4 separate regions of the Homo sapiens genome follow, and all the other regions are linked to region 1. A link is a contact called in ENCODE Hi-C or POLR2A ChIA-PET data. All regions are on one chromosome and are shown on one strand. The core of a region is the stretch at or near the end of the contact, and the rest is flanking DNA. Distances in the headings are between cores, read along the strand shown. Region 1 has its middle 65 kb from the start of RFX3-DT. Region 2 overlaps GLIS3 (GLIS family zinc finger 3). Region 3 overlaps GLIS3 (GLIS family zinc finger 3). Region 4 overlaps GLIS3 (GLIS family zinc finger 3).

Region 1 (7,566 bases), core at 2,780-5,279:
CCTCTGCAACCTTCTGTTCTCCTCACAAAACAGAAACTTACTCATTTTCCTCATAGTTCCTTAAAGCCCCTTAAAAAACACTTAATCTCTTTCAAATAGGAGGCACAGAAACACCCTCCAAAACAAAAACAAACAAGCAAACACACAATAACTTGATAGAGAGAAAAGAATTTTGAAATACATTCCAAAGTATTTAAGCCCCCCAAATTAAAATGAATTAAGACATATGCAAATAGATCATGTTCCCAATAGTTTCTCCTGAACACACACACACACACACGCACACGCGCACACACTAGCAGCAACTAGTAAAGCCTTTTGCAACTTGCGGTGTTTCCCAATCATCTAAATATAAGAAGCTATGAGCAGCTCCAGGCTGCCTTATCTCTCTCACAGATATCTGCCTCCTCTTGGTCCTGGGATTAAATCTTCTCTAGATCACTATCTCACCCTTCAGCTATTCAGTTCCCCATTGACAATGTAAATGTCACTTTGAAATAACTGTCCCTGTGACTTACTTTGAGGATGCTTGAAAAAGTAGTGCTTTTGCAGAAGTTGACGTTGGGTTATATTATTTCACATAAAACAGAATGTGGTCAGTGGGCAAATTCTGCTTCTTAAGGGTGTTCTAGTTCCTTTTAAGAAAGATTTTATGCCAAGAGAAAATAAAAAGTAACTGACCTTACCTTGGGCCACCCCTCCTTTTTTCATGATTGTAACATCCATATTATGTCAGGAGGCTAACAGGTCATAGGTAGTGGTGTTTTTTTTAACTAAAAATTAGTGTCCTCCACTGTTGTACATTTTGGCCAAATGTTTGTTCCACACTGGTGTGGAGTGGAGATTTCTGATTCTCAGAAGGCCTTGCCTAACTGTTCACCATCTTCTATCAGCTCTCACAACCCTCTCTTAATAACAAACCTTGGCCGGGCATGGTGGCTCATGCCTGTAATCCCAGCACTTTGGGAGGCCAAGGCGGGTAGATCACCTGAGGTCAGGAGTTCGAGACCAGCCTGACCAACATGGTGAAACCCCGTCTCTACTAAAAATACAAAATTAGCTGGGTGTGGTGGTGCATGCCTGTAATCCCAGCTACTCTGGAGGCTGAGGCAGGAGAATCACTTGAACCCAGGAGGTGGAGGTTGCAGTGAGCCGAGATTGCACACTCTGGCCTGGGCAACAAGAGCAAAACTCGATCTCAGGAAAAAAAAAAAAAAAAAAAAAGCCTTGGTAAACCTCTTCTTTTGTTGACACAACCATGGTCCCCATGTGTCCCATGGTATTTTTATAGCATTCCTGACAAGTCTATAAGAAAACGACCAGTAACCTTTGGAGAGAGGAGTCCTAACTGCTACCATGTGCCCTGGGTTATCTCAAGAATGTTCAGAGCTAAATTTACCACCTGTGCCATCTGTCATAGTTGACTCCCTCCTCATTCCATAGTCTCGTTTGCCTTTTTCTGTGGTATTACCTTATGTATTTTGTATTGTTAAGATTTCTCCACATCTTATTTGGAAACAGGCACCATGCAATAGAAATAGACTAGATCCATTTTGTCAGCAATTGACTTGAAGCAGTACTTACCTTTTCTAGTGCTCAGTTTCCAAACATATGAAATAAGAGGGTTCAACTGGATTTTGAGGCCACTTCCAGCTCTCACATTCTTTCACCAGGTGACTTTGGGGCTCTAATAATGCGTTTTGAAATACAGTCTAAAAGGAATACAGAGCTAAGGCTTCCACCGGAACAACAGGGCTGTTTTTCTGCCTACTTTGGGAAAGGAGTTAGGGTATGGGGAGATACTGGGTCCAGAATTGGTGTGTTCTTGATCTCACTGACTTCAAGAATGAAGCCATGGACCCTCGCGGTGAGTGTTACAGTTCTTAAAGGTGGCGTGTCCGGAGTTTGTTCCTTCTGATGTTTGAACGTCTTTGGAGTTTCTTCCTTCTGGTGGGTTCGTGGTCTCGCCGGCTCAGGAGTGAAGCTGCGGACCTTCACGGTGAGTGTTACAGCTCTTAAGGCGGCGCGTCTGGAGTTGTTCTTTCCTCCCGGTGGGCTCGTGGTCTCGCTGGCTCAGGAGTGAAGCTGCGGACCTTCGCCGTGAGTGTTACAGCTCCTAAAGGCAGCGTGGACCCAAAGAGCGAGCAGCAGCAAGAGTTCCTGCAAAGAGCGAAAGAACAAAGCTTCCACACAGCGAAGGAAGACCTGAGGGGATTGCCACTGCTGGCTCGGGCAGCCTGCTTTTATTCTCTTATCTGGCCCCGCCCACCCCCCCCCACATCCTGCTGATTGGTCCATTTTACAGAGAGCTGATTGGTCCGTTTTGACAGGGTGCTGACTGGTGCATTTACAATCCCCGAGCTAGACACAAAGTTTGCCACCTCCCCACCAGAGTAGCTAGATACAGTGTCCACTGGTGCATTCACAACCCCTGAGCTAGACACGGGGTGCCGATTGGTGTGTTTGCAAACCTTGAGCTAGATACAGAGTGCCGATTGGTGTATTTACAATCCTTTAGCTAGACATAAAGGTTCTCCAAGTCCCCACCAGACTCAGGAGCCCAGCTGGCTTCACCCAGTGGATCCCGCACTCAGCCGCAGGTGGAGCTGCCTGCCAGTCCCGCGCCGTGTGCCCGCGCTCCTCAGCCCTTGGGCGGTCGATGGGACTGGGCGCCGTGGAGTAGGGGGCGGCGCTCGTCGGGGAGACTCCGGCCGCACAGGAGCCCACGGAGTGGGGGGAGGCTCAGGCATGGCGGGCTGCAGGTCCCGAGCCCTGCCCCGCAGGGAAGCAGCTAAGGCCGGGCGAGAAATTGAGCACAGCAGCTGCTGGCCCAGGTGCTAAGCCCCTCACTGCCCGGGGATTGCCGGCTGGTCGGCTGCTCCGAGTGCGGGCCCGCTGAGCCCACGCCCACCCGGAACTCGCGCTGGCCCGCAAGCGCCGCGCGCAGCCCCGGTTCCGGCCTGCGCGTCTCCCTCCACACCTCCCTGCAAGCTGAGGGAGCAGGCTCCGGCCTTGGCCAGCCCAGAAAGGGGCTCCGTCAGTGCAGCGGCGGGCTGGAGGGCTCCTCGAGCGGGGCCAGAGTGGGCGCCAAGGCCGAGGAGGCGCCGAAAGCGAGCGAGGGCTGCGAGGGCTGTCAGCAGGTTGTCACCTCTCAATACCACTGATTCATAAATAGAAGCTATGTTCCCCTGGGAAGAAGCTATAAGCTGAATCCACTCCTCGTTGTGGCTGAAATATGTCTCACTTTTGAGCTTTCAAAGGATGCAATCTGGTTTATTCAGAGGATAGAGGTAAGAAAGTATCAAACTACTTGCAATAGCTATGTACTAAAGGTATTTAAGGGTGCTTCACAGAAAACTGAGATAGGAACTGCGGGCTGCACAAAAGGTGGTATTCAATCCAGACATCAGGTTCACCAAGACCCATGAGATCCTACCCGTGCCAGAAACAAAATCTTCATTGAAAACTTTCATTATTTACTTGCTCAACAGGGACTAAAAAGTCCCAGCCTAGTGTTAACTGGTTCATCTGGTGACCTGATCTGGCCCTCTGTGACCCGTTACTAAGTGAAATCTAACAGAAGTGAACCGTGACCCATTTGTTTTCCAAGCATGCAATTTGGTTCATGAATCTAGAAAACAATAGTGTGAAAAGCCTTTCACTTTCTAACTTTGGAAAATGATTATTTTTTAAAAACCTAATTAGATACCATGTTTCCTCTCTCTCTTTTTTTTTAAATAAGTTAGTTTAGTTAGAAAAGGCATTTCTGTGATGCATCTAATGGACTTGCTTGCTGCAGTGTGCTGGTAGAAATCTATAAAGAGTAAGTGCTGGGGGTGGGCCTGGAGTGGTGGGGAGAAGGAAAGCAAGCCACATCTCCTGATGCACAATTCTAAAGAATCCAGTGGTTCTTGAGTGTATATAGAGAGTACATATGAGTCAACAAGTAGACAAAGAAAATCCAGACCTTTGATGACCCCTGGTGAATAAACTAAGCACTGCATTGAAATGCAGCTAGAGCCACAGACTTCCGTGCAGGCAAGCCTCTGGAATGGCTCCTCTCTCGAGTAAGGCAAAAGGTTTTTTCTCCCCCAAATGCCTGTTTCATTTGTATTACAGACATACCTTACATACTTGAGGCATCGTTATCCTTCTGAACAATTCTCATGTTGGTGATCTCTGTTGGTAGAGACTAAGAAATGTGTATCCAACACTACTTTCTATTTGTGCTGTGACCTCTTAGACCCGAACAGTGTTATTCATGGAACACTGAAGAATTCAGTGACCTCCATAAAGCAAGATCTGTAACTATCTTTCAGATTAGGTATCTATTTATTATTTTTATGGAATAATTATAAAGAATAAATCAACCATCTTACATCACTCAAATTTAAGATCAGAGTTTAAAGATAATCACTTGTCTATAACTGCTGAGTACCGGGTAAAATACTCTTCTAGGCAGCAAAAGTCTGCATTTTTGTAAACAGCTGTGTGTGACCAGCATGTGGTACATGCGAGCCAGAAAGCAGGCTGTATTTTGTCAGCTTGTAGAAGAGAAGGGAAATTTGCCATTGTAAAAGAAGGAAGCAGAGAGGGGAGGTGCAGAGACTGAAATATTTTTATTGTACACCCCAGGCGTCCAATTATAAAAGAAATGTCAAATCCCTATTTGTAATAATCCAGAATGGAACCTACCTGGTAAAGTTATATAGAGTGGAATACAAAACAGTTTATACTGTTAATACAGTTTAGCTTATCAGTTATTTGCGTACCATAACTATTGGCTTTTAAGTTTTTGTTGCCTGAACAGGAAATATTTTTTATATCTCTCAGATTGGTGTACGCAGGGTGCTGAATTGCTGAGTTTATTCCTGCTCCCTTCACCCTTTTTAATCACCACAGACTAAGGAGTGCCTTTTTTCTCTGCTATGGTTTGAATGTTCCCTCCAAAACCCATGCTGACATTTAATTTCCAATAAAATGGTATTGGGGAGTGGGGCCTTTGAGAAGTGATGAGGTCATGAGGGCTCTGCCTGGTGAATGGATTAATGCTGTTACAGGAGTGGATTAGTTATCTCAGAAGTGGGGTCCTGATCAAAGGGTAAGTTTGGCCCCCATTTTCTCTCCACCTCATGCACTTGCTCACCACATAATGCCTTCTGCCACGGATGATGCATGGGAAGGCCCTCACCAGATGCTGGGGCCATGCTATTGGACTTCCTAGCCTCCAGAGCTGTGAGCCAAATCAACTTCTTTTTTAAAATGAATTACCCAGCCTGTGATATTCTGTTAAAACAGCAGAAAATGGACTAATAAAATCTCTTTAAAAATGAACTAAATTAAATTTTTAAAGAAATACAAAGCATTACGTATTCCAAATATGTGCTTCAGCTTCATGGGTAGGCATCTCAGTCTCTCCACTGGGATTACAGGGGCTCAAGTAAACATAAGTCATCACTTTCTTATGTGGCCTTCAGCATAGTCCTTCTGGATGAGGAGGTTGGCATTCAGGAAATTTAATCAAAAGCCAGAGGTCTAAAATTTCAAAGGTGGAAAGTATCTTAGAAGTTGTTTAGTTTAATTCCTCCACTTAGTTTGAACATGAGAAAACTGAAACCTAGAATTGGGTGATGTTTCTAATACAGCACAACTAAACACAGATCTGTTTCTTCCCAGTCTAGCTGTCTGTCCTTTCCATCACTCTGCCTTCTTTGGGGCATGTTGAACATTCTGTGCCTTTATAGAGGACAGCCATGTCACCCTTGGGAGTATCGAGTAAATTGTTAAATTAGGAAATGAAGTGAAGAGGGGATATAATGAAACGTTAATAAGAATTTAAGAAACAACTCAATTTGGAGGAACATTTATACAATTTTCAGTTTCTTTTTCAAATTAGAAAAAGTAGTTTTGATTCTAACCACAAAGTCCATTTGTGTTTATTACTTCATTGCATGTTTTAATGACAAGTTATAGCATTATATATAGCACATTATAATGTGAAAGGTATGTCATGATACTATTATTGGTGTGATTAGGTATGTGTCCCACCATGTGGCTGAAGGACAAACAAATTACTAAGAATTTATGCACTGTGTGTCTCATTGTTACAAGTATTTTCTGAGACTTTTAACCCGGATATGACACATTTTGAAATCTTTATCTCATGTTTGAAGTTCGCTCATCTTTCATTTCTATATGAAGTACATATCCCAATTGAGTAAATGTAGCATTAAAAAGTCTCTTGGGGCTGGGTGTGTTGGTCATGCCTGTCATCCCAGTGCTTTTGGAGTCTGAGGCAGGAAGATCACTTGAAGCCAGGTGTTGAAGACCACCCTGTGTAACAGAGCAAGACCCCATCTCTACAAAAACATTTTAAATTAGCCAGATATGGTGGCATGCACCTGTAGTCCTAGATACTCAGGAGGCTGAGACAGAGAATTTCTTGAGCCCAGGAGTTCGAGGTTAGTGAGCCATAATTACACCACAGCATTCTGGCCTGAGCAACAGTGAGACTCTGTCTCTAAAAGAAAAGAAAAGGCTCTCCAGTATGCCACTGAGGCAGAAAAGTATCTGTGTATAAAGTGTTGGAAGATATGTCCAAATGCCTTCAAACTAAAAGTCATGGGCTCTAAGCCACCAAATACAACATAGGACTATTCACCCCAGATTCAATGAATCCTTCCTTTCAAAAGATCAGCTGGACATGATATGAGGTTCTTAGTAACCTGATCAAGGTTTGTTTCCCAGTTTTGAATCCATAGAAACCAACAAATTTAATGGAAAGGTAGCAAGATTTAATGGAAAAAGCATTGGGAATCTGAAGACTTAATTTTGCAACCCATCTCTGCCCTCTATAGCTGTGTAACTTTGGGCAAATTCTTTAGCCTTTCTTGTTGAATGAACTCAGTAATGGGGGTTAAGGAAAACTAACTCTGGCATATGTGGCTACAACCTGAAATTCTTCTGGGCCTGGTTATAGGGTAGTAATTTTGGCAGCCATAGCACAGGAGTATGAGCTAGACTGATTGTAGAGCCTCCTATAACATCCACACAAGAACATCTCCACAGGAGTAACCAAGCATCCCCTGGACTGGGCAAGACCAGTGTTCAGTGGCCACAGTGTATAGCTCTGGCTGAAGTTTGGCACCTATAAACTGAAGAACTATCAAGCCTCTTCTTCATCTAAATATAGGTGGTTTGACTTTTTATGCATGGGTGTGTGGCAGAGTAGGGAAGTGGGTATGTATCAAATGATGTATCCTAGATTTTCTTCTTTAAATGGCAGGCTTAGACTCAAGCAATTAATTGCAAAAAATAATGCAAGCATGACTAGTTTCACTTGAAGTTTAGATTTCTTGCCCATCATGCTGCTAAGAAAATTAATAATTTTACTGGCAATTCAATCAATTTTGAAGAACAAGCTCTTCCTGCATTGAAAACAAAAGCAAAACAAATAAAAAAACCTTAAATGTAGAAAAGTGATACAATTTACATTGTTCTCTATAGTACAGTCTTTCCTAGAGGATGGCGTTACAGTGTCCCAGGTTGATAGCCAGGTGTGGTGGC
Region 2 (7,566 bases), core at 3,576-6,075, 410 kb before region 1:
ATTTTGAGAATTTGGAGTTAGTATGAGCTTGTTGAGATTAATGTCTAACAGTCTTCCTTATTGGAAATACTTTGGAGATCTCTTCATAATTTTTCTGCCCATTGTAAGGTGCTAATATTACCCGATGACTTTTGGGGATTTATTATAATATTTTATTTCAAACTGGATTTGTTTCAAGGTTTGTATTCCACTCATTGTATAAGAAGATCAAAGTGAGATTTCTGCCTGTAGTTTTGTTATTTTTGTTTTGCTACAGAATGTTTAGAACACAGGAGACCACATCCTGGCAGAGTTTATAATTTGATTCACCTGGAACAGTTGAATGAGGAGGCACTCTAACCCCCAAGCTAAGGCCTCTACTTAATTGACTCTTTGATAATTAGGAAAGGATTTTGTTTCTCTCCTTCTCATTAACATTGAAAACCATAGAATCTTATGTTGTTTATTATGTGTTATTTACTCTCTTCTAAGACTTTGTATATTATTCAGGGAATAAGCTATCAACTTGATTAACATTTAACTTTTTCTTCATGTTTATTCTCAGCTTTAGCATTCAAATTCAGATAAATACTGCTACTTTTAAAATAGTATTATTTTAGGGAGAACATAAGCACAACTCTTAATTTAGATTTTTTCATACTGGCATCAATATGTATTATGGTTGCTTTTTCATTTTGATGGGAAAGAATTTGGGTTGTAAGTGAGCACCTACTCTGTTCTTCCTCATTTTTTGACCTAATTTCAGATATGATTAGTTGGGAGTTATTGCTGGTACCGTGTCTGGATTCGCATCTACAAGGTGCAGAGATGAAAGTCACATTTACTTCGATACTAACTCATGTTCCAATCATGTTTACAGAAATGCTTACATTACTCTAGTTCTCTTATAAGTTAAAAAATAGCATTAAATAAAAGAAACAGAAGGGAATTACATTATGTAGGCCTCAGCCAGATTGCCTGTGTGTTGAGATTTGTGATGTTAAAATTGTATTTTTATATTTTGGTATTTTAGTTAAAGTTATGTGATTTTATACAATGACAAATTTTCTGAGCCAAAAGGTAGATATTTCAGCCTTCCTACCTCTCCAATTTTCAGCAAATCTGTAGTATGACTTATTCTACCAATTTATGTATACAAGAAATGGTTGTTTAAATTATTTCCTTTAAATCACAACAAATCAGATGCCAAGATTCCATCTTACTCATTAGTGGGAAATTTAATCTCAGTTATTGCTAGTTGGGGTGGCCTGATACACTACCAAGGTGACACAGAATCCCAGGGTGTTTGTAGAGAGCAGAACATTCCAGGAGCTTTTCTGTGTTCTTGGTTCTTCAGGTTACTGCTGAGATGCCCTTTGACCAAGCCCCACATAGCCTCTAGGAGTCTGCTGCTCTGTGCATTGCTTGGACACAGGAGGTTTTGCTGGAGCTGGGAGCCCAGGCCCGAAGGTCTGGCCTTTGTATTTTGGCCAGGCAGCCATACCTTTTACCCCCACTGCCTTCCTTGGGAGCTGTCTTGCTACTCAGGGACCATCAAACTGTTGTTCTTCCCAGACTTTGGGCAATCCCACCTCTCTCTCTCCTTCTGTCTCCCTCCTAGAGGCACTATCCTCTTTCAGAAGGCTCTGCCACCTTCAGAGCACCTGGAATAATCTCAGTGAATTTAGATTTCTACACAAGACTGTGAGAGAGGATGAATTTGGCCAGGCACGGTGGCTCACACCTATAATCTCTGAACTTTGGGAGGACGAGGAGGGTGGATCACCTGAGGTGAGGAGTTCGAGACCAGCCTGTCCAACATGATGAAACCCCGTCTCTACTAAAAATACAAAAAATTAGCTGAGCGTGGTGGCACGCGCCGATAATCCCAGCTACTCAGGAGGCTGAGGCAGGAGAATCGCTTGAACCCAGGAGGCGGAGGTTGCAGTGAGCTGAGATTGTGCCACTGCACTCCAATCTGGGCAATAAGAGCAAAACTCCGTCTCAAAAAAAAAAAAAGATAAATTCAAACAGTGTCTACTCTTGGCCCTTTTATAATAACCTCTCTTGAGACGAAGGAGCACAAAATACAAATAATAGCTCGCTGAATTTTCTTGCCATAAACATGAGCTGCTGAATGGGCTTTGGAGCTCAGAGTTAACAATTACAGTCTAGAGGAGGAAAGGGTATCTGGCCTATGAGATAGTTGAGCAGCTCTGGGGGACTTCTGGGAGGAAGCTGGGTACTTTCCATTTCTTGGAAATAGGGGTGACTTCATTTTAATGCAAAATAATGTAATCTTCATTACTATTTTCCTTCCCTCTGGGTCTGAGGCTTCTGGGCATCCCATCTGGACTTGCAAGCCCATGCAGAATATGGAGCAGAAACAATTTATGATAGAGAATGTGTCTTTTTGGACAGTAATGGGAAATTACTGCTTAGGGAAAAACAAAGGTAGTCTGGTGGCTTTTTTTGTTCTGTTTTGTTTTTGTTTTTTGGGGACAGGGTCTCACTTTGTCACCCAGGCTGGAGTGCCGTGGTGCCATCCTGGCTCACTGCAGCCTTGACCTCCCAGGTTCAAGCAATTTTCCCACCTTAGCCCCACAAGTAGCTGGGATTATAGGCACGCGCCACCATGCCTGGCTAATTTTTGTATTTTTTGTGGAGACAGCGTTTCGCCATGTTGTCCAGGCTGGTCTCACACTCCAGAGCTCAAGCGATCTACCTGGTCTGGCGGCTATGACGACTATGTAAGATATGCCTTTTACAGGCTAAGAAGTTATATCTAATATGAAGAATTGGCTGCGATTTTGCCTCTGAACCAGCTCTTACATACTGAAAAAAAAGTCCCATTGATTTATATTGAGTAGCTTAGACCAGGGGTCCCCAACTGCCTGGCCGTGGACCTGTATGGGTCAGTGGCCTGTTAGGAACCAGGCCACACAACAGCAGGTGAGCAGTGGGCATTACAGCCCAAGCTTCGCCTCGTGTCAGATCAGCAGTGGGATTAGATTCTCATAGAGGCAGAAACCCCATAGTGAACTGTGCAAGTGAGGGATCTAGGTTGCGTGCTCCTTACGAGAATCTAATTATAATGCCTGATGATCTGAGGTGGAACAGTTTCATCCTGAACCCCACCCAACCGTGCCCACCCCTTCCATGCTTTCCATGAAACCACGAACCATGAAACCAGTCCCTGGGGCCAAAAAGGTTGGGGACTGCTGGCTTAGACTACCCTCCCTTCACACTGAATGTGTTTGTGTGTATCTGTATGTAACAGGAGGGAATATGGACAGAGGGGGCGAACGAGTAATATTTCTGTCTGTTGAGTAATTTAGAGACATATCAACAGTTGTGTCCACCAGGGACCTCAGTCTTCTTTAGCATCATGACTTACACACATTTCAGAGGAACTGCTCAATTTGATTCGTGGCCTTGAACTGTACTTGACTTATGAATTGTTCTTAAAAGTTGTATTCATTACCTATTCATCCAACAGATATTTGGTGAGCACTTGCTGTCTGGGGGATACCAGTCATTGCTCCGTACAGTGAGGGGTCTCACCCAGAGGCAGCTTTGCCATTTCTCACCCAGCCTCTGCTTTTGTTTGGCTTGGGGCAGGGGAAAAAGCAGGTTGAGAGATATACAACCTTGATTTATGGAAGAAAGGTTCTGAATCTAGTATTCCTTAAAGGCACTTCAGCAACCATCTTACTTGTTTTCTTAATAAGATAAGTTGGGCTTTACCCTGTTTGCTCCGTTTGCTCTTCCCAGCCTGGTCTCACCCTGAGATTATGGCAACATCTTACTAGCTTGGTTTCCTGCCTTCAGCCTTTGCTCTGCTTCTAAATGTACTGGAAATAGACTGTTATCTTCTTGCTCCCTCCTTACAACATACCCATGCTTGCAAGTCTACTGTAGCTCTTTGGGGTGCCTGGTTTTGGAGGTTGTGTGCAATCTGATAACATCTTAGTAAGAATATGAATGCCTACAGCTTATAGAGTACTTACTGTGTGCTGGAAACTGTTGTAAGTGGTCTACATACGTGACTTATTTCATACTCCAAACAGCCTTATGAAGGTGGGAACAATTATCATCCCCATTTCCCAGACAAGGAAATAGAGGCACAGAGAGCTTAAGGCATTTGCCCAAGGTCACACAGCTGGTAAGGGAAGCTATTCTGGCCCTAGTGTCTCATTCTTTACGGCTTCCCCCATGCTGCCTCCATAATACTTCCTCAGCACATGCACCTCACTTCATTTTGGCCATCCAACTCTTCATATTGCCCCCTCTCCTCCTGCCATTAAAAGGCTCAGATGAAGTCTCACTCCTCTACTAAGCCTCCTCCAGTGTATTCAGATCTTTTCCTCATTTGAGCTCTTTTTGTACTCAGCAGTGAAGCAACTCAATTTAAGATTAGGTGTTTGCCAATTGTTTCCTGTGTTAGTTAACACTCTCTCCAATTGGTTGTAAGATCTTTGACCAAGGGCTAGCTGTACGGCCTAGGACCAAGCCTAACACCCAGTAAATGTGTCTTTGGGAAACTGAGGCAGTTTTCTCCCATGACAATATGCGTTCTCCCTCCCTTCCATTCATTCTTTCTTATATTTGTGGAAGTCCTCTTTTTCCACAGTAAGTATAATAATTCCACTTTTATATATTTTCACAGATGTGTCCACCAGATGAGGCTTGATCTAAGCCTATTAAATTAGATGGTAGGCAAGAATGATTTGACTCATCTGTGTGTCCACAATCCCTAGAGTATATAGTGTAGCACAGAGCAGGGACACAATAAACAAATACCTGATCTGTGAGCAATAAATTACTAAGTTGTGCCTCTGCTGGTGTTTCAGTTTTTCAGAGTACTTGTTTGCTTAGTTAACAAATGTATCTGCTTACTTCCCCTGGGATTGCTAGAAAATTTGTCGAGGGAGAAGCAGTAAAATGTGCTTACATTTCCTCTTTGGTTTTCCAGGCTAATTGTTGGTGAACTTTATTTAACACTCTTGCTATACTAAGAGTCTCTATGGAGCAGAGCAGCTTTCAGTTAACTTGGCAAATCATTACAAGAGAGAACAGAGGGGTCAGCATGAGCACTCTCTACTAATTAGTTGATAATTGATATACAATAGCTGACGGATGGGACTTTAGAATACAAACTCCAGGAATATTGCTTAATTTATCTTTGCATCCTTATGAAGTGGCTCAGAGATGTAGGTTCCTAATAATATCATCTTACTGGGAGTGCCCAGTGGTGGGGAGCAAGATTGAGGCTCCATGCACAGGAATCCAGGGCACTGAGTGGTACAGAAAGGAATATGATACATTTTAATCTCTTGGGTATAAATGTGATTCCATTTAATACAGGGATAAATTGCAGTGAGTAATGCTGGTGATTCCATACTTGGTGGACAGCATTCCTGAATGCTGACTAAGGTTGGAAGAATGTTGGTATGAAAGTTATGTTCTTTGTGGGATAAACATGGAAGATTCAAGCTGAACTCCTGAAGACAAGGTGGTAGGAGATTGCATGATTCATGCGAATCTCCCTGGGTTCAGATTTGACCTATTTATTGGCTGTCTTTGTAATGAAGTCACCAAATAGACATTATATGGCCCCCCTCTCCCATTTAAATGTGATCGCCTAAATCTTTAGCAACTAATTATAAAATCCTTACTCTAACTTGCTTCATAACCATTGCTTTCTTATTTTGTCATTTACCACCCTGTGGCTGCTATGCCGTCTGTACAGCTGGTTCATGTGCTCCTCCAGCCTTTCTCCCCATCTCTTCCAGATTAATCTTGGGTGAACTCTGCTCCTAATGGGATGCGCCACTACCTATAGCACAAGGTCCCAGATGCACATCAGGTGACTAGTTATATCAGCATCATTTGGTTTAGTTGGTTTGCAGTGGAGCTTAGGAATTTGCATTTGAGAAGCTTCACTGGTGATGCCAATATGTAGCCAGGTTTGAACCACTGTTGGATAAGTAATGTCCAGCTTTTAAATCAGTTCTTCAGGGCTGATTGAACCAACCCTCTAAGCTCTGTCTTCTCCCTTTCTCCTCTTGTAGGCAGCCCTAGCTCATCTTTGTTTCTCCAGGACGCATTGTGCCTCCTCCCTTTCGTTTCTGTGTCTACACCCTACTACTTCCTTCTCATTTGTGTGCTCATTCTTCCTTCATGTTTTAGCTTATTCTTTTCTAAAGGGTATTCCTTAGAATGCCAGTCTTAGATGAGTCCCTTGGGAAAAACCTCCCTAAACAAATGTACTTTAAATATTATTTGGTCTTCTGGGAGATTTATCACATGCATTTACATTTTTAAAGGCTCCTGAAGACTTACAGTAAAGAGATATGTTTAACTTTGTTGTATTAGGGGTTCCCAAGCTTACTGGACTGTGGACATCTCCATGAGGCCAACTTCATTGTCATTTAACATCTTTGGACATCCTGAAGGACTTTGGGAAACGTGTTTGTAGTTCATACTCTTCTTCTTTGATGAATTACCTAGTACAAAGGGATTGCCCTCCTCCTCTGAGCTCCTGTCTCTATGATTTAGCTTCATGCTTAATACTGTACAGTCTAGCGACATTATCCGATTGTTCCTAGGTGAGTATATCTTATCTCTTCAGAGGTTGTGAGCGCCATGGAGGTAGGATGTTATATCCAGCATTCCTTACCTTCCATAGGTTTTGCACAGTTTTGAGCATTTGTCACAATTGCCAAATTCGATTGCTTTGCCCCTGAATATAGGAGCCGGTTATTTCATTCTAATTGTCATCCTTTGGTGTTCGTAGCCATTTAGCCATGCCTTACTGTATTTCAGAGTAATACACCATACAGTCACATATGTTCATTAAATTGTTACTAATGTATCTCAGCAGTGAAATATTATGAATTTGACAAAACACTACATAGCAAGCCTAGGGTGTTTGGTATGCAGGATGTTTCTAGCTCTAAGGAGGAGTATTCATGAAAGGTGAGAGAATTTGATGACCTGTGCTTACCTTCATCGATCTGTTTTTGCATAGCAGATGGGAGAGAAGGGTACTTGTTTCTTTCTGTGGTGAAAGAATATACTTTTCAAAGTTCTTTCATATACTTGATGTTTCTCCCATTTGAGAAAAGAGGAAAGGCTTGGATTGATACTATGCCTTGCCTAAGATTCTATTCTTTATTTATTGGTGGGTACCTATATTTCATTATAAGAATGAATATGTATATTATATTAGATATGTTATTTGAGTAATATAATAATGTTTAGAGTAGCAGTAAGAGTTTAGAGTAATAAGTAATAATGCTTAGAGACATTATTCTTTGTCAAAACAGTCATAGTTCGATGACTTCTCTCAAGAATATAGGGGTCAATGTGTGCCTAACTCACATTGCCTTTAGAATTAGAACATACATACTCATATTTGAATGAATTCAGAGAAGAATGTGGGAGGATACACATTCACCTGTTAGAGTTCATTACCTTAAGGGAATGATAGATGTCGGGGGTGGATTATGAGCTTTTTCTTTTTATAACTTTGCATTATTTGCCTTTTAAAGCACATGGACACATACACAAATACATATTATT
Region 3 (7,566 bases), core at 3,426-5,925, 390 kb before region 1:
TGCACAATTCTGATTATTAGAATAAATTCTTAAAAGTAAAATTTGTTGTGTTAAAAGAGTTTTGAGGCTTTTTATACATATTCTCAAACTGTACTGCAGGAACTCACTAGCAATTTATAAACTAACCAGCAGTCCAAGAGAGTGCCTGTTTTCTAATACACCATTCATTACTAGGTATTATTATTTTTAGAACTTTTACTAGTTTAGAAACTTTGCCAGTTTGATCTGTAAAATGTTATTTTATCTTAATTTGCATTCTTAATTATTGACAATATTAAAGTTTTCATAAATAAATCTATGAAGTTTCATAGATTTATTGGCTGTTTGTATTTTTTCTTTTGACCTCCTTTGGGTATGTTTTTTGGGTGTGCTCATCTTGGGGAAAAGCTCTTTTTCCTTAGCTTTGTTGGATTCTATTTAATCCAATAATAAGAATCCTGCCTTAAGGCTATATATTTGCCTAGATTAATTTCCCAACCATTTCTGATTACCTGTGCTTAATGATAAATGCAAACTATACCTTACCGTCTTGAAGATCCAGGAGTCATTCTCGATTTAGGCCTTGCCAAAACTCGAATACAGAGGCCATTGTATATATTTCCCCTAAAATGACAAGGCTGAGGTGCTGATACAGTAACATCATACAGCAGTTTCATAGAGCAGTCTAACAAACATTGAGTAGTAGAAGAAACATTCTACTCAGATGCCACCTGCATGGCTTTGGTAGCATACTTAGCTTTTCTAGTGTTTTCACATGCATTGTAATCCTGCATTTTATGATTGAATTTTCATAAACTACCTGCAAATATTTCTGTTTAAGACCCGATGGAACCAGGACACAGAAAGTCCAAGTGCTTAGCTTGTCAGTGACAAAGTTCAGCCATCACCGAATGTCATTCCAGATCCAAAAAGGCACTGTATTTAGATTTTTATTTCCTAAATCAGAAATTCTTGGTGATGGTTTCCTTTGAGAGTATATCCACAAAGGTCAGAGAAGGCTAAGGGGGTTGAGGATGCACTCCAGGCTCTCTGTAAATTGTAACAGTTTATAAAGCCATCCTGTCTTTAGATACAGTACTAATTCTTTTAGGGGATTTGCTGAGGCACATAGACACGAATTTCCAGATAGACTAGGACTGGCCGTCTTTTTCATGATCTACATATATAGGGAATATATTTTTTCTTTTGAGGAATTCTCCATGTGATGTATTAGAACTTCTTTTGAGCTTGACATTGAAGCAAACATCTAACATGGTCATCATGCCTCTCATGCTCTTATGGCCCCATACAAGTTACTGAGTTCTTGGTTAACCAGCCACCCTAATCATTTTTGCTGATGGTTTCTGAGTTTTCCTATTAGTTTTATTTTGTTCAAGATATATCTCCTTTCCTTTTACATATAGTTCCAAATTAACCAATCACCAGAAGTAATATCAGTAGGATCAGATGAGCATATGGAAATGGAGATTGCTCTCAAATAATGATACAGCTGTCACTTTCTTTGCTGTGGGCCTCGTGTGGGTAGCAGCAGGAGTTAGAGGCCAGAATCCTTTGGAACCATTCACATTCATTCAACATATTATTGCAGGAAGAACAGAAAATTTGGGTGCCCATCGTAGCTTGTGTGACTTTAAGCCTGTTATACCAGGTCTTTCAATTAAGCAGAGCATTGTGGGTGACATGTGGGATACAATGTAAAGAAAACAATAGAGAATGTGTATGATCCAGTAGGTCACTGCCTATCAAGCACAGCTTCACTTGTATTTCTCTAAGAACTTTGGGGTGTGTGTGTGTGTGTGTGTGTGTGTGTGTGTGTGTGTGTGTCACTGGGAGAAATTTCCCAAACCCTGTTTTATTCTTTGTAAAATAGAAGTTATTTTTAAAATCCAGTTTACTTAACTGACAGGTTGTATCAAATGAGATCATATATAGGGAAAATGCTTTGTGAGTGCCATAAATAATGTTCTGTTGTCACTATATTGATTACTTATTTACTTTCCTAATCAACAGTTTTTTGAGTACTTAGTATGTATCTTACATTCTGGCAGGCACTGGGAAGATAAAAATGATCCCTTCTGTTAAAAGACTTTGAAATTTATTGAAGAATATAACACCCACAGATGCCTGAAGTTAACTACATTTAAGACACATTGCAGACAGTATATAACTTCTTTGGGAAGAGAACTTCCACTGGGAGCTAGTGTACTGGGGAGAGATGTCATGGATTAGAGCTTTGAAAGATTAAAAGATCTGAGTAATCACACAGGAGGAAGACTGGCTGCTAGGCAAAGGCCATTTGGGGAAGTTTTGTTCTCATTAGGTGTTTGAGATAGAAGAGAGTTCTCTGTTCATATTAATACTTTAATGAATAGAATATAGAATTTGCTTTCTGAAAAATATATAATTGTCTTAGAAAACTCAGATGCCCAAAAAGTTATATAATGTGCCTGCATGGCTTTATGTGCAGATTTTGATTGAGCCATATTTAAGTATAATTTGAGAGAAATAAGAATCATCTCTCAACAGTGGAGCAAATGAACGTTTCACTATAGGCTGCCCTGAAACCAAATAATACAATTTTATAAGCAAAGTATATATAGGTGGATAACATACTTCTGTCTGTTAGTCATGACTTAACAATCTAATATGCTCCAGTATGACAGTGACAGGCAATTGTAGCACCTGAGAATGTGCATCCATTCAGGCATGTAGCTCTGCCAAAGCTCTGGTTCTTTATGTTCTATGAACCTTCTCAACCTGCGGGTGTAAAGCAGTCAGTTGTCTCTGTCTCATATACGATAGGACTACTAATTTAGTTTGGGTCCGAAAGCAATTCCTCGATCTTGCTGGGGAAGAGACCAAAAGGCCCTTGACATCCAATCACCAGGAGCCTTCAGCTGAGCTCTGCAGGAAGAGCCACATGCTGCAAGTGTGCTGGGAAAATAATTGAAAAGTGTCCGTGGGGAATTAAAAACTAGATGGTTCCAGAACCACTGTGGAGGTTGCAAAAAGACTACAACCCGAATTTAAGGATGTGGACCAAGAGGAAAATCTATGTCAAGGGCAACTGGATGTAAATTCCTGCTGTGTTTGTCTTTGGTAAACATTACTTCACTCGATGGTAACATCTCGTTGATGATGGTGTTATCACCTTGTACTGTGCATTTTGGAGCTGAGATGTTTTTCTTGCTAATATCATATGCTTGTATGAAATGGTGTTTGTGGCCTCCATTTTGTGAAACAGAGTAAGATGAACAGGTGGGATGAAAATGCTTCTTTTACCTCAGTTCCTTTGAGACAGGTTGATGTTTAACAGCTGGAAACAATGTGTTCATTTTGAGAAGACACGTTTTATATAACGTTTTGTTGTGATTAATTTTTTGTCAGTAAAAAAGACTTCAGTAGAAAGTCAATGCAGGTACATATAATAAGCCAGGTTCTTCTGATACACACCATGTCTGAGTCAAGAAATACAGCGTGTTATGTCTTGCCTCTGTGGCAAATTTTCCTTCCAAGGGACGTATCTTTTCTTCTCAATTATTTTCACACTTAAAGTTAGCCAAAAGATCAAGAAGTGATTTTTATTTTCAAGGCAACAATGTCACAGTAAAGCAAAATGAATTTTAAAGTGACCAGAGCTACATTATGAACCATTTTGATATGCAGATAATATATTGTGAGACATAGGGTGTGTTTGTAAAGGGTAAGAAGAATAGGAGAGGAATTGTTGCAAAAGTCAATTACAGAAAGTGAACGATCTGCTCTTGGCCCAAAGCTGCTTGGATTTAAGGACGAGAGTTCACAGAAAACCCAACTAGCAAGTGTGATTAAATCCCGAATGGCTCTAATGCATAATTCCAGATATGACTTGTTATCAGTTTGTTACTCCCTTATATATTATAGCTGCTTTTTATATTGTTTTCATTTTCTGGGGTGATTTGATGTAACTAATTACTGGCAATGTGAATTACTATCTTTAAAAAAATCAGAGTAATTCCTTAATATCAGTGAAACTAAATTGTGAAATTATTAAGTCCCCTGGACAACCCTTTGACTTTGAGGATTTACTTTTTTTCAAATAAAGCATGAGTTTATATGTTACTTTCCCAAATAGATTTTACTTGAAGGCTGAGATTCTGCAAAGCCTGTCATAACATGCTGCACATAGTAGGTGCTCAACAAATACTTATTTGGTTGGCTTTGACAGGTATCAGTAATTTTTCCCAGGTCTCTATCCTTTTTCCCCCATATTGAAAAAGTTATTTAAAAATAAAGCAAGGACTATTTATTACTCAAGTATTAAGATTATTTATAACAATAGATCTTTTGTTACATTATTTCAGTGAGCATTAGGTTTTATTGTTCTTCTTGGTAAAATGTTATTTACCTGGAACTGGAAGCCTTGGATTTTATCTTAGCCCAAGAATGTGTGTTTAGCACAGAATGTAATTAGGGGAAATACTTAAGGGATTGTCAATGCAGTGTTCTTTTAGCTCTTAAGCAATCCGTATCCTGCTAAAATGTTTATCTTTTTTTTTTCTTCCTTTCTGGCTGCTGTTCCAGGTCCCTTATTTCGCGTGAGTCTTTGGCGTCCACGACCTTGAGTCTGACGGAAAGTCAGTCGGCCTCAAGCATGAAGCAGGAGTGGTCCCAGGGCTACAGGGCCCTCCCTTCGCTCTCCAACCACGGCTCTCAGAATGGCCTTGATCTAGGGGATCTCCTTAGCCTTCCTCCCGGGACATCCATGTCCAGCAATAGTGTCTCTAACTCATTACCATCCTACCTTTTTGGCACGGAAAGTAGCCACTCTCCTTACCCTAGTCCTCGGCACTCATCCACCAGGTCCCACTCGGCCCGCTCCAAGAAGAGAGCGCTGTCCTTGTCCCCGCTGTCCGATGGCATCGGGATAGATTTCAATACCATCATCCGCACGTCGCCCACGTCCTTGGTGGCCTACATCAACGGGTCGAGGGCTTCGCCGGCCAACCTGTCCCCGCAGCCGGAGGTCTACGGGCATTTCCTGGGCGTGCGCGGCAGCTGCATTCCCCAGCCGCGCCCGGTGCCCGGCAGCCAGAAGGGCGTGCTGGTGGCCCCTGGAGGCCTGGCGCTGCCGGCCTACGGCGAGGACGGGGCCCTGGAGCACGAGCGCATGCAACAGCTGGAGCACGGCGGCCTGCAGCCAGGCCTGGTCAACCACATGGTGGTGCAGCATGGCCTGCCGGGCCCCGACAGCCAGTCGGCCGGCCTGTTCAAGACCGAACGCCTGGAGGAGTTCCCGGGCAGCACCGTAGACCTACCCCCCGCGCCTCCGCTCCCTCCTCTGCCGCCGCCCCCAGGCCCCCCACCCCCTTACCATGCCCATGCGCACCTTCACCACCCGGAGCTCGGGCCCCACGCCCAGCAGCTGGCCTTGCCCCAGGCCACCCTGGACGACGACGGGGAGATGGACGGCATCGGGGGCAAGCATTGCTGCCGCTGGATCGACTGCAGCGCCCTGTACGACCAGCAGGAGGAGCTCGTGCGGCACATCGAGAAGGTCCACATCGACCAGCGCAAAGGGGAGGACTTCACTTGCTTCTGGGCCGGTTGCCCTCGAAGATACAAGCCCTTCAACGCCCGCTATAAACTGCTGATCCACATGAGAGTCCACTCTGGGGAGAAGCCCAACAAGTGTACGGTGAGTTTCCGAAGCGCAAGGGGTGACCTCTCTTGAAGGCCCGGCTTGCTTTGCGTACGTGTGTTTTTTCCTAACTCGGCCCATGGAGTTTGCATGCGTGGGGGTCTAGGTATCCATGAGATGGGGTTCCCCTTCAGCTTGAGGAAGGGGAAGATTTCTTTCATGGTTAGTGGCTCTCCATTGCTATATTTCCTTCTGCAAAGGTACACGATCCATCCCAGCAGGTGATCAGTCTGCCACACTCTGTAAAATCTTGGAAAGGAGATGCCAGCCAGGTACCAACTTTGAATTTCCTTAATGTGTATGGATGTGCAAGAGCAGAAGGACACAGATTGCACATCAGCAAGCTTTAGTTCTTTTCCAAAGCAAATATGCAGTGACTTTTTCTTCCCTCCAATAACCGGGCTAGAATTGGGATGGAGAGAAGAGTGGTTTTGATATTTGAAAAGGAACTCACCACTTAGCAACTTGGCTAGTAAAAGTGTTTCGGCATGCATCCACATGCCTGCGCTCTGTACCTTCCAGGGTTGAGAGACTAGCTAATGATTTATAGTCGGCATAAAATCACCCAGGGGATACACAGGAGCAGAATCTCACAGGATCCTAACTAATTTTAAGAGGTAATTTTGTAGAGAGATATGAGGAGAAAGAGCAGGGAAGCCTTTGGTGCTGAGGGAAGTGGGCCTGATGTCTCTTTCTTCCTCGCCTCTGCCTTTCACAGCATCCATCCTGGAACTCTCTCTGTTTCTTGGCAAAATTTACTATTTTTGAATAATACGATTCTTAAATGGTTTCACAACAATTTCACACCTCACAGAAACCCTCAGGGTTTATAAACAGGGCATCACCCTTGGGATCACAGGATGGCTTTGCACAATCTCAGACAGCTCACTTAAGTATTGGAAAAAGAAGAACATGTGTTTTATATTAGTTTAGATGGACAGAAATATTTCATTTAAAGTCTAAGATTTCTATATATTCCCTGGATATTGAGTATGGTGCTGGTACTAAATATGTGAAATATATAAATCAATTTAAACAGAAATTTATTTGTACTGTGGTTCCCCAGCCCGAGTTCCTTCTTTCTGTAGTATGTCAGTGATGAAAAAGAATCTGGACTATGTGTATGCTTGATTATAGATTGGCCAAGGTTTCTTATTCATGTAAAAGCAAACCAAACAGGTGATAGCTATAATGCAAGTATTCAAAGCACTTTTTCACTGCCCGGTAGGTATTTTTGAAAGAGTTTTAAGAATGTCTTGTGGAATGGAATTGCATTTCTTGTCACAACGCTATGCACCACATTGTGATTTTTCTCAAGGAAAACCTGAAGCTGATACATTGCGAGAATGCCAGGTTATATGAGTGAAAAGAATAATTACTTTCCAGACAGCAAAACCTTACTCTGTCACTAGGGTTCTGCATTAAAAATGCCACAAAGAAACAAGCAATTGAAGGCAATTCAATTTACTCTGGAACACACCGGCCTATTGCAGGCAGGAAAGACATTCAGCCTCTGAAGGAAAACAGTCCAACCTTTTAGTTCTGACTAATCCTGGCTGAAAATAGTTCACTGGATTTGGCTTTACTGAAATAAACATAAAGGCTCGAATTATCCAGAAAAATATTTTTTGCATTGCAAAATTAATTTTTGTGCAATAGGATTTCCCCATTTTTCTACTGTTGCCAGGCTTTGCAAAGACATATAACTTTTTAAAGTTGATTTTTGCTGAAGTGCACGATAAATATCAAAAATATAAATACTTCAGTGAAAGAATAAGCTGATAGGTTAATGTTCGCAGGCTTATGCATAGCTTCTCATTGTATTGTTCAGAATGGGTATGGGAGATGATTTCTCTTCCTCTGATCTGCCCACTCCCCACTTCTAG
Region 4 (7,566 bases), core at 1,709-4,208, 290 kb before region 1:
AAAATTTTTAAGTATATTTTTAAAAAAGATTTGATCACTGGAGTTCAATATGTAAATGCGTACAAACCTATATAATTTGTTTTCAAATATGTTGAAGTTTTATCTGTGTATAGTAAATTACATTCTTTTAGAGAGAGAATGCAATGGGATTTGCAGCTGTGTACCTCCGTGAAATCACCACCATAAACAAGACAACAGAGAGAGCATTTTTATCACCTCCAAAGTTGCCTCATGTCTCTTTTTTATCCAGTCTTCTTTCAGCCCCTGGCCCCAGACAGCCGCTGATCTGGGTTTTGTCACTGTAGATTAGTTTGCATTTTCTAGAATAAATGGTATCATATAGTGTATACTTTCTTGTGTCTGGTTTCTTTCACTACCGTAATCACCTTGGGATATTCATCCATGTTGTTGCATGTATCAGTAGCTCATTTCTTTACCTTGTGGAATACTGTTTCACTGGGTGGATGCATACTGTATTTTGTTTATCCACTTCCCTGTGGGACCGTTTCCAGTTTTTGACTATTGTGAATAAGAAGTCCATGAACACTTGTTTACAAGTCTCACTGTGGACAGATGTTTGCATTTCTCTGGGGCAAATTACTAGGAATGAGATGGCTGGGTCATAGGGTAGGCTTATGTTTAACTTTTTAGGGAATCAGGACAGGGCATTTTTGCTAAATCCAGCCACCAAGCAGTGCATACATATTTGCATTTTAGAAAGTTTAATATTTTTTGCATAAATGGATAGAACCAGGTTGGGGACTGGATAAGGATTTTTCCATTAAAAACGCATGCTGAAAATGTGCTTTTATAAAATATGCTCTTAAAAAGGGGGAAAACCTAAAATATGAATGGAGTGAATTATAATCATCAAGGTATCAAACCAAGCGCAGGACCTGAGATGTAAGCTGTAGCATTTCCTAGCCATGCAGTGTGCATCAGCTGCTTAATCTCTCTAAGGCCTCTTTTTGCTTACCTGTGAAATAGGGATGATATTAGTGGGCTGACATTTTAGCAGGCTGCTGTAAGAATTAAATGAGAAATTCTATCTAATGGTCCTAACACAATGCCTAGGCATAGCAAGTCTTTAGACATTAAGTTGTCACCACCTGTCTTATATTTAGGGAGGGATTTGATTAAACCATCTGAGAAGTGCCTAAGTGCTTTGGAGACTAAAAACAAACAAACACACTAACCGAGCCGCTATTTAACATGTTTTGTTTGTGACTGTGTGTGTCTGGTTTCTACTCTTTGGCTAAGGAGGGTACCCAAATAACCGCTGGGGGAGCTTCAAATGTTAGAGATATGTTGTGCCCGATAAACTGAAAAAACTATTGCTTTGTGAATTCCCCTGGTGAAGCCCAGCTGGTCACATGCTGGAAAAATTTCAGGAAGCTTGGCAAGTGTTTTTGCAGCTTGTTTCTGACAGAATACCTGGATACTTCTTAGAGCTAGCTCAAGGAAAGTCTCTAAGCCCCAAGGTATCCCAGGAGGAACGGTGGCAGTAACCTCATTCTGTTAAGTGCAATGTTATATTAATTGAAAATGAGGTTCTACCAGTGTTCAACTGTTGAATAGGAAAGCTGACTAATGTACAATGGATGCTTATATTTGTAAAGCACAAAATAAAGAGAATTTACCCAAGCCTTGAAGTTACCACATATCAAGCAGATATGAAGCTACAGATTGCCGTATTCTGTGATGATTTGCTGTGTATAGGATACAATCTTGTCTCTACCTGATGGTGGCATTAACTTATTAAACTAAACATTAGTTAGCTAAGTTTGATTAGGATAGGTTTTGCAAAGGACCATGAGAAATCTCTTATTCAGTTGCATCAAAACCACATATAAAATGTTATAAATCATTTAAAAATGAATATGAATTATTGATTCAGGTTTGTTCTTTGATAGCCCACATTATGTGGTTTGAACCATCCTCCAAAGTTGGTTTTTATCTCTAATGTAGTGTCATATAGTGTGTATACACATATACATATACATATACATATACATGTACAGATATTATAGCATACTATAGTATATACACTTTGTATGATGTAGTAAAATGCTGAGGTGACAGTTTCAGAGACTTTCTGAGCTCTTTGAGGGACTTATCCAAGAACTGCAGATGCTCAGTTCCTGTTAGTCTTGAACAAGTCCTGCATCTGAACTGTGTCTTTTTCAATCCCTAAGACCGACTACTTTCTCTAGCGCATAGAAGTCTCTGTGCTGCTCTATTTTTGGAACTGTGTGCAGGTGGAAGTTGATTTGTGGTGAGTGTTACTGTGGCTGTGATCAGGAGATACACGACCAGTATCATTTGCTTACGTCAGGGTGGCAGCAAGAGAGAATTTGAAACACAGTCCTCCATGTGTGCTGCTGGTAATTATTTGCTTTGTTCTTGCAGCTCGACACTAATTCTTGTAGTATCAGACATTTATAATCTGACACCGTGTAAATAATTGGGAGAAGTCTAAAATGCATCTCATAGCTGGAAGCTCAGGCTTTTACTGCAAAATCTGTTACATCTCAAGATTAGAACAAAGGTGAAAAGCCTGATGACAGAATCCATGTCACTGCATAAGTATGTGGTTTATGCCTCTTAGATTGCACATAAAGCCAACCTAACTGGTTGAAAGGATGAAAAACACATCATGCTCTTATACTAAGCAAAAGGGTTGGTGAAATTTTTTCAAATTGACCAGGTGTTTGGGTACGATGTAAACGCAAGCACTCAATGAACAGCATGCTTGGTTTGAGAGGGGCCTTGACAACCCACATCTCTGCCAGGAAGAGTGGCAGTGTGCTCACAGCACCCAAGCCTTTTTTGCACCAGTCTTAAGAAAAAAACAAAACAAAACAAAACAAAAAAAACAAAACAAACAGAACTTTCCCTTAAGTTACCCTCCCCTTTTACAGCCATTCCTACCACAAGGGCAGCTGTTCCTGCTGCACACCAGGAGGAATGCCCCTGACTTAGCTTCCTTGCATGGGCTGTTCCCTTTGCTTTGAACTCTCTTCTCCTGTTACCCACTTTCTGACTCTCTCACCTCCTTCAAGGCTTTTCTCAGACGTCACCTTCTCCATAAGGTCTACTGTTAACATTGTATTTAAAATTGTAGGCTAGGTGCAGTGGCTCATGCCTGTAATCCCAGTGCTTTGGGAGGAGGTGGATCACTTGAGGCCAGGAGTTCAGGACCAGCCTGTGTAACATAACAATACCCCGTCTCTACAAAAAAAATTTATATGTTAGCCAGATGCTAATTTTTTAAGTGGCATGCACCTGTAGTCGTTGCTACTTGTGGGGGACTCGTGGTGGCCTGAGGCAGGAGGATTGCTTGAACCCAGGATTTCGAGGTTACAGTGAGCTGTGATTGCCCCACTGCACTCTAGCCTGGGCAACAGAGTGAGACACTGTCTCTAAAAGTAAATAAATAAAAATAAAAATAAAATTGCAGCTGGCATCTTCCCATGAGTCTCACATTGTCGATCTCCCTTACCCTACTCTAATTTTTCTTTTCTTTTCCTCCATAGCACTTATCTGTGTGTAGCATGCTATAGGCTTTACTTATTTACTATGTCTCCTGCCTGTTGTTGATTTCCCCTGCCTTTCCTCTCCACTGCCCTCTCTGAGAGCAGAAGTCTTCGCTGCATTGTTCACTGACAGTGCAAGTGGCACATAGTAGGCACTCAATACATATTTGCTAAGTGAGCATATTTATGGTGTGAGTGCTGAAAAAATATACATAGTGGGTGGTACAGCTGCCAAACAGTGAGGCTGTGTGATATAATCACAGATCTACATGTGGTGTCTATTCCTACCTCTGTATTTCTTTGCTGGCTCTGTGATGTCAGGCAAATGACTTAACCTCCTGGGCCACCATTACCTTCTAATGATCCTCGAGGATGATTGTGAGGGACAAAGGAGTCACAAAGATGAGAGCACCGTTTAAACTTTAAACGCCATTCCATAAGAACTTCCATCTTTTGTTATCAAGCTTTAATGTTCCAAAGAGTGAACATTCTTTATATTTTCATCTAATTCCTAACCCCATCCTTCATCCCGCATCAAATGGATTGAACTAGTGTTCATCAACTTCCTGCTTAATGACACTGTGCCAGGTGCTTGACTCACGTCACCTTCTTGCCCCTCACCAGCCCTGCGTGAAGTGACTGCTGTTACCTCATGCCTTAATAGGACTTCGAGACCCAGAGGGGGCACACAGAGTAAAATACCTGGAATTTGAACCTCAGCCTGTCACATTCAAAGATTATTCACACTTGCTTTTCTAAGCGAGAACACAGGATCTTTCTTTTCTAGTCAGGGAAAACTGGTCTCATTAGCTTGTCCCCATTTATATTCTTTCCCTCCATTGCAGTGATTCCCAAGGGGCATGGATCAGAATCACTGGGGAAACTTTCTTTTTCCAAGTGTGTATACCTGCCTTCCAGGGGATTGGGCATCACTGACAAAGCTGTTCCTAAGGGACTATCATATCTCAGAGTTTAGGTGGAACGCAGTTGAGAACCATTGCTCCTTTGATTTGGAAACTACTCTGTGTCACCCTCCGCAGCTTTTCCCTTCTTGAAACCCACTAACCCCAGTCAAGATCCCAGTGATAGCCAAGAACCTGTGAAGCCCCTTACCTTTTCTTCTGTTTAACAGGGTTAATTTAATTCCAAAGATGATAAACAATGACTTGAAAAGTACACCCCAAGTGTTCCTTTAGTTTATGGGAAACAACCAGCAAGAGAAGTAATTCATCTTGCTTTCTTCCTTAGTGACTTCTCTTTCAGCTGTGGGTTCTGGGGACAGATATGTGCATCCCTGCCCCGAGGCTGCCAGAGCCAGTCCTGTGTAACCAAGGAGAGAGGATAAAGAAGCAGAGCCTAGAAGTTATTTCTAAACCTCACCCTAATTGCTCATTTTATATTCAGTTCTCCTCCTGTGAGGATGTGACAAAGGCCTAGCAAGCAGTCAAGTTGATTTCAGTTTTCCTACCTCCTTTCCTTTCTTCCTGCCTTCCTTTTCAGATGACTTTATAATTGTGATTCCTTTATCGGAAGAGTTTTGTCTCTCTTTCAATCCAAGATTCGAAAATGCACGTGTTTATGAGGATTATCACAGCACTGAGATGTAGTTGTGTTTTATTAGAAGTAGGTTCCCCAGTAAGGGGCTGGGCCTTGGGACAAGGCCTGCCCCCTTGGCTGGTAGGGAAGTTGCCATATTAAAAAGACATTAGTTTCAATCAGCGTGGTCAATTCATCTCACAGTCCTGCTGCCCATATTCCAATTACATACTGAACTGACTGACCTTTGCAATCACACAGCTTCTGCTGAATTCTTTTCATCAGAGACTTAGTGCCCGTCCTTCAATATTGTTGAAAAACTACCACTTTGGAAGCATGTATTTTTAGGAGGGGTATATCCCCTGCACATTCTTGGATTTCTCTACCAACACTCTGATACCAGGCTATGCATCCTGGGTTCTATCTTTGTCTGTGACTCTTCTCCTCCTGAAAATCCCCACAAACTTAACTGTGTGTCTAAACCCTCGCCACCTTTCACAGCCTCTCTCTGATCATCTCTACTCTGGGAAGACTTCTAAGACTACTTCTGCTCAAAGAGAGATGTCTCCCTTCTCCAGTTGCTTATGTTTGCCTGGTTTCTATCCCTCATGTGACATTTGTATACTGCCTTGTATTACGCGCGCTCATGTGTGTGTGTGTGTGCACGCAAGCTTCCACAGATTGCCAACTTCTTGGACAGTGTATCTTTTGTCTACTTTGTATCTTTTGCATTCAGCACCCAAATTACATCTTGTGTTGGTTGAAGAAGGACATGCTGCTTGCTATTCCTGCTGCAGAGTATAGACTAGTCAATGAACAGTTAAACCACTCTGACTAATTATAGTTATTTGTCTAGAACTAAACCAGCATCTCTCTTCACCTAAGAAAATGCCTAGCCAACGTACAGAGTCATATACAAAGCCAGTCTGTAGTAAGAACTGACCTTTGCAGATATCTGGGTGGCAGTGTGGTGGGAAGAAGTCTAGAAAAATGTAGTGGTTTCTGAAAGAGAAAGGTTTGCAGAGAATAAAGGCCAAACTGCCCTTCTCAGAAGCACTCAGGACCAGATGACAGGCACATGATGGCCGATTGAATGGTTGTTCCTGGACATTGAAAGCATTTTGCAATGTGATTGTTCGGCTTGTGGATCGGGTGTCAGAAAATCTCTTGGGCTGCGTTACCCAAGAGTGAGACCTCAGCAGTTCCTTGTGCCGTTTAAGTGTTTGTGTTCACTTTAGTTATCATCTGATCATATGCCAGCTGGTAATAGGATTGTAGTGGCTTTGCCCAACAATGGAGTCCTAAAAGAGCTGAGAAAACCTGACAGATTTGGTGAGTGGCAGAATCCTTAGATGTCTCATTTAATGCTGGGTGATTTAGTGCATCCATGTGGAGGAGTGTTTTCAAGTCCACATCAGAGCAGAGCAATTGTGGAAAGACATCAGAGCCTTCCCTGAATGAGATGGCATGAGTGGGCAAAGGCAGTTATTGCAAACAAGCTCAGAAATCTCAAGGCAGAGGAGTTGCATTGTTTTTCAGCATTGGGGAACCTCTCTGTCACCTCACATGAAATCTTCTGAAATGCCCCATTGGCATTTCTGAATTGATGTATTATGTCGAGCTCATCAAGTCCCTTTGTTCTGTTTAGAAATGTATAATTCTTCTTATTTACTTAAATGTAGAATAGAAATGAGAAAGTAAAGGAATCACAAAACTTAAGGTCCCACTATGGAAAGAAAATAAGACAGCTTGGCCAGGAGCTCGTTTTAAGAAACAAAGGGAATTTCAGTAGTTTTGGAGTCTTCCTGACTTCATGGTTAGACTCCATATAATAGAGCTTCAGATGTCCAAGGCTTTTTATGAGATGACAGTGCTATGTGGCCATTGACTTTCTGGGTGAGGGGTGTTTGGGATTAGCCAGTCATTCACTCACTCAGTTTACTTTGAATGTAATGAACTTGGAGTGGAAAACATGACCCATTTTGGATTACCATTTGATGACTTATGCAGAGAAGAAATACTGTGTGTAGGACAGTTGTAATAGTACTATACGCTTAATAGCCTTCCACAAACAACCTTTGAATTCCACAGGCATGTATAATTGAGACAATTTATTAGCTATACAGTATTTACCAAATTCCTATTTATGACGGCCAGGTTGGTTATGACGGTTGTTGTGGAGGAAAATCTTTTTTTTTTTTTTTTTTTTTTTTGAGACAGAGTCTCGCTCTGTCACTCAGGCTAAAGTGCAATGGCGTGATCTCAGCTCACTGCAACCTCCGCCTTCTGGGTTCAAGCAGTTCTCCTGCCTCAGCCTCCCAAGTAGCTGGGATTACAGGCGCCCGCCACCACTCTCGACTAATACTTTGTATTTTTAGTAGAGATGGGGTTTCACCTTGTTGGCCAGGCTGGTCTCAGACTCCTGACCTCAGGTGATCCACCTGCCACAGCCTCCCAAAGTGCTGGGATTACGGGCGTGAGCCACCACACTTGG

The links. Hi-C counts contacts between places; a loop is a spot of excess contacts on that map. ChIA-PET counts read pairs that join two places held with the same protein, here RNA polymerase II (POLR2A). Pooled maps may share reads with other maps.
Region 2: a loop to region 1 is called in a map of IMR-90, with 4 times the contacts of the local background. The contact joins two enhancer-like sites. A Hi-C loop is called at or near these places in 7 of 168 maps with a recorded cell type or tissue (GM11168, GM13976, IMR-90 and 4 more) and 4 of 50 pooled maps.
Region 3: a loop to region 1 is called in a map of heart right ventricle, with 12 times the contacts of the local background. The contact joins two enhancer-like sites. A Hi-C loop is called at or near these places in 36 of 168 maps with a recorded cell type or tissue (A673, CD14-positive monocyte, CD4-positive, alpha-beta T cell and 19 more), 36 of 37 single-sample maps with no recorded cell type and 31 of 50 pooled maps.
Region 4: a loop to region 1 is called in a pooled map, with 5 times the contacts of the local background. The contact joins two enhancer-like sites. A Hi-C loop is called at or near these places in 1 of 168 maps with a recorded cell type or tissue (PC-9) and 4 of 50 pooled maps. POLR2A ChIA-PET finds 5 or more read pairs at or near these places in 1 of 52 experiments (GM12878).

Annotation. Positions count from the first base shown.
Region 1 is chr9:3,729,219-3,736,784 of GRCh38, reverse strand. No RefSeq gene overlaps it. Among named protein-coding and RNA genes, the nearest start is that of RFX3-DT, 65 kb to the right of the region's middle. Within about 2 kb of position 4,029, at least 8 of the 41 ENCODE cell types and tissues checked have a DNase peak (open chromatin) inside an H3K27ac peak, as active enhancers do; they include PC-3 and heart right ventricle, where a contact is called at or near this core.
Region 2 is chr9:4,135,235-4,142,800 of GRCh38, reverse strand. All of the region lies in intron 2 of GLIS3 (GLIS family zinc finger 3), which reads left to right. Among named protein-coding and RNA genes, the nearest start is that of GLIS3-AS2, 160 kb to the left of the region's middle. RefSeq lists an enhancer at 4,939-6,138. Within about 2 kb of position 4,825, at least 6 of the 41 ENCODE cell types and tissues checked have a DNase peak (open chromatin) inside an H3K27ac peak, as active enhancers do; they include PC-3, where a contact is called at or near this core.
Region 3 is chr9:4,115,879-4,123,444 of GRCh38, reverse strand. GLIS3 (GLIS family zinc finger 3) reads left to right here. Exons shown (of 11, transcript NM_001042413.2): 4 at 4,564-5,677. Among named protein-coding and RNA genes, the nearest start is that of GLIS3-AS2, 180 kb to the left of the region's middle. Within about 2 kb of position 4,675, at least 5 of the 41 ENCODE cell types and tissues checked have a DNase peak (open chromatin) inside an H3K27ac peak, as active enhancers do; they include heart right ventricle, where a contact is called at or near this core.
Region 4 is chr9:4,015,608-4,023,173 of GRCh38, reverse strand. All of the region lies in intron 4 of GLIS3 (GLIS family zinc finger 3), which reads left to right. Among named protein-coding and RNA genes, the nearest start is that of GLIS3-AS1, 120 kb to the right of the region's middle. Within about 2 kb of position 2,958, at least 2 of the 41 ENCODE cell types and tissues checked have a DNase peak (open chromatin) inside an H3K27ac peak, as active enhancers do.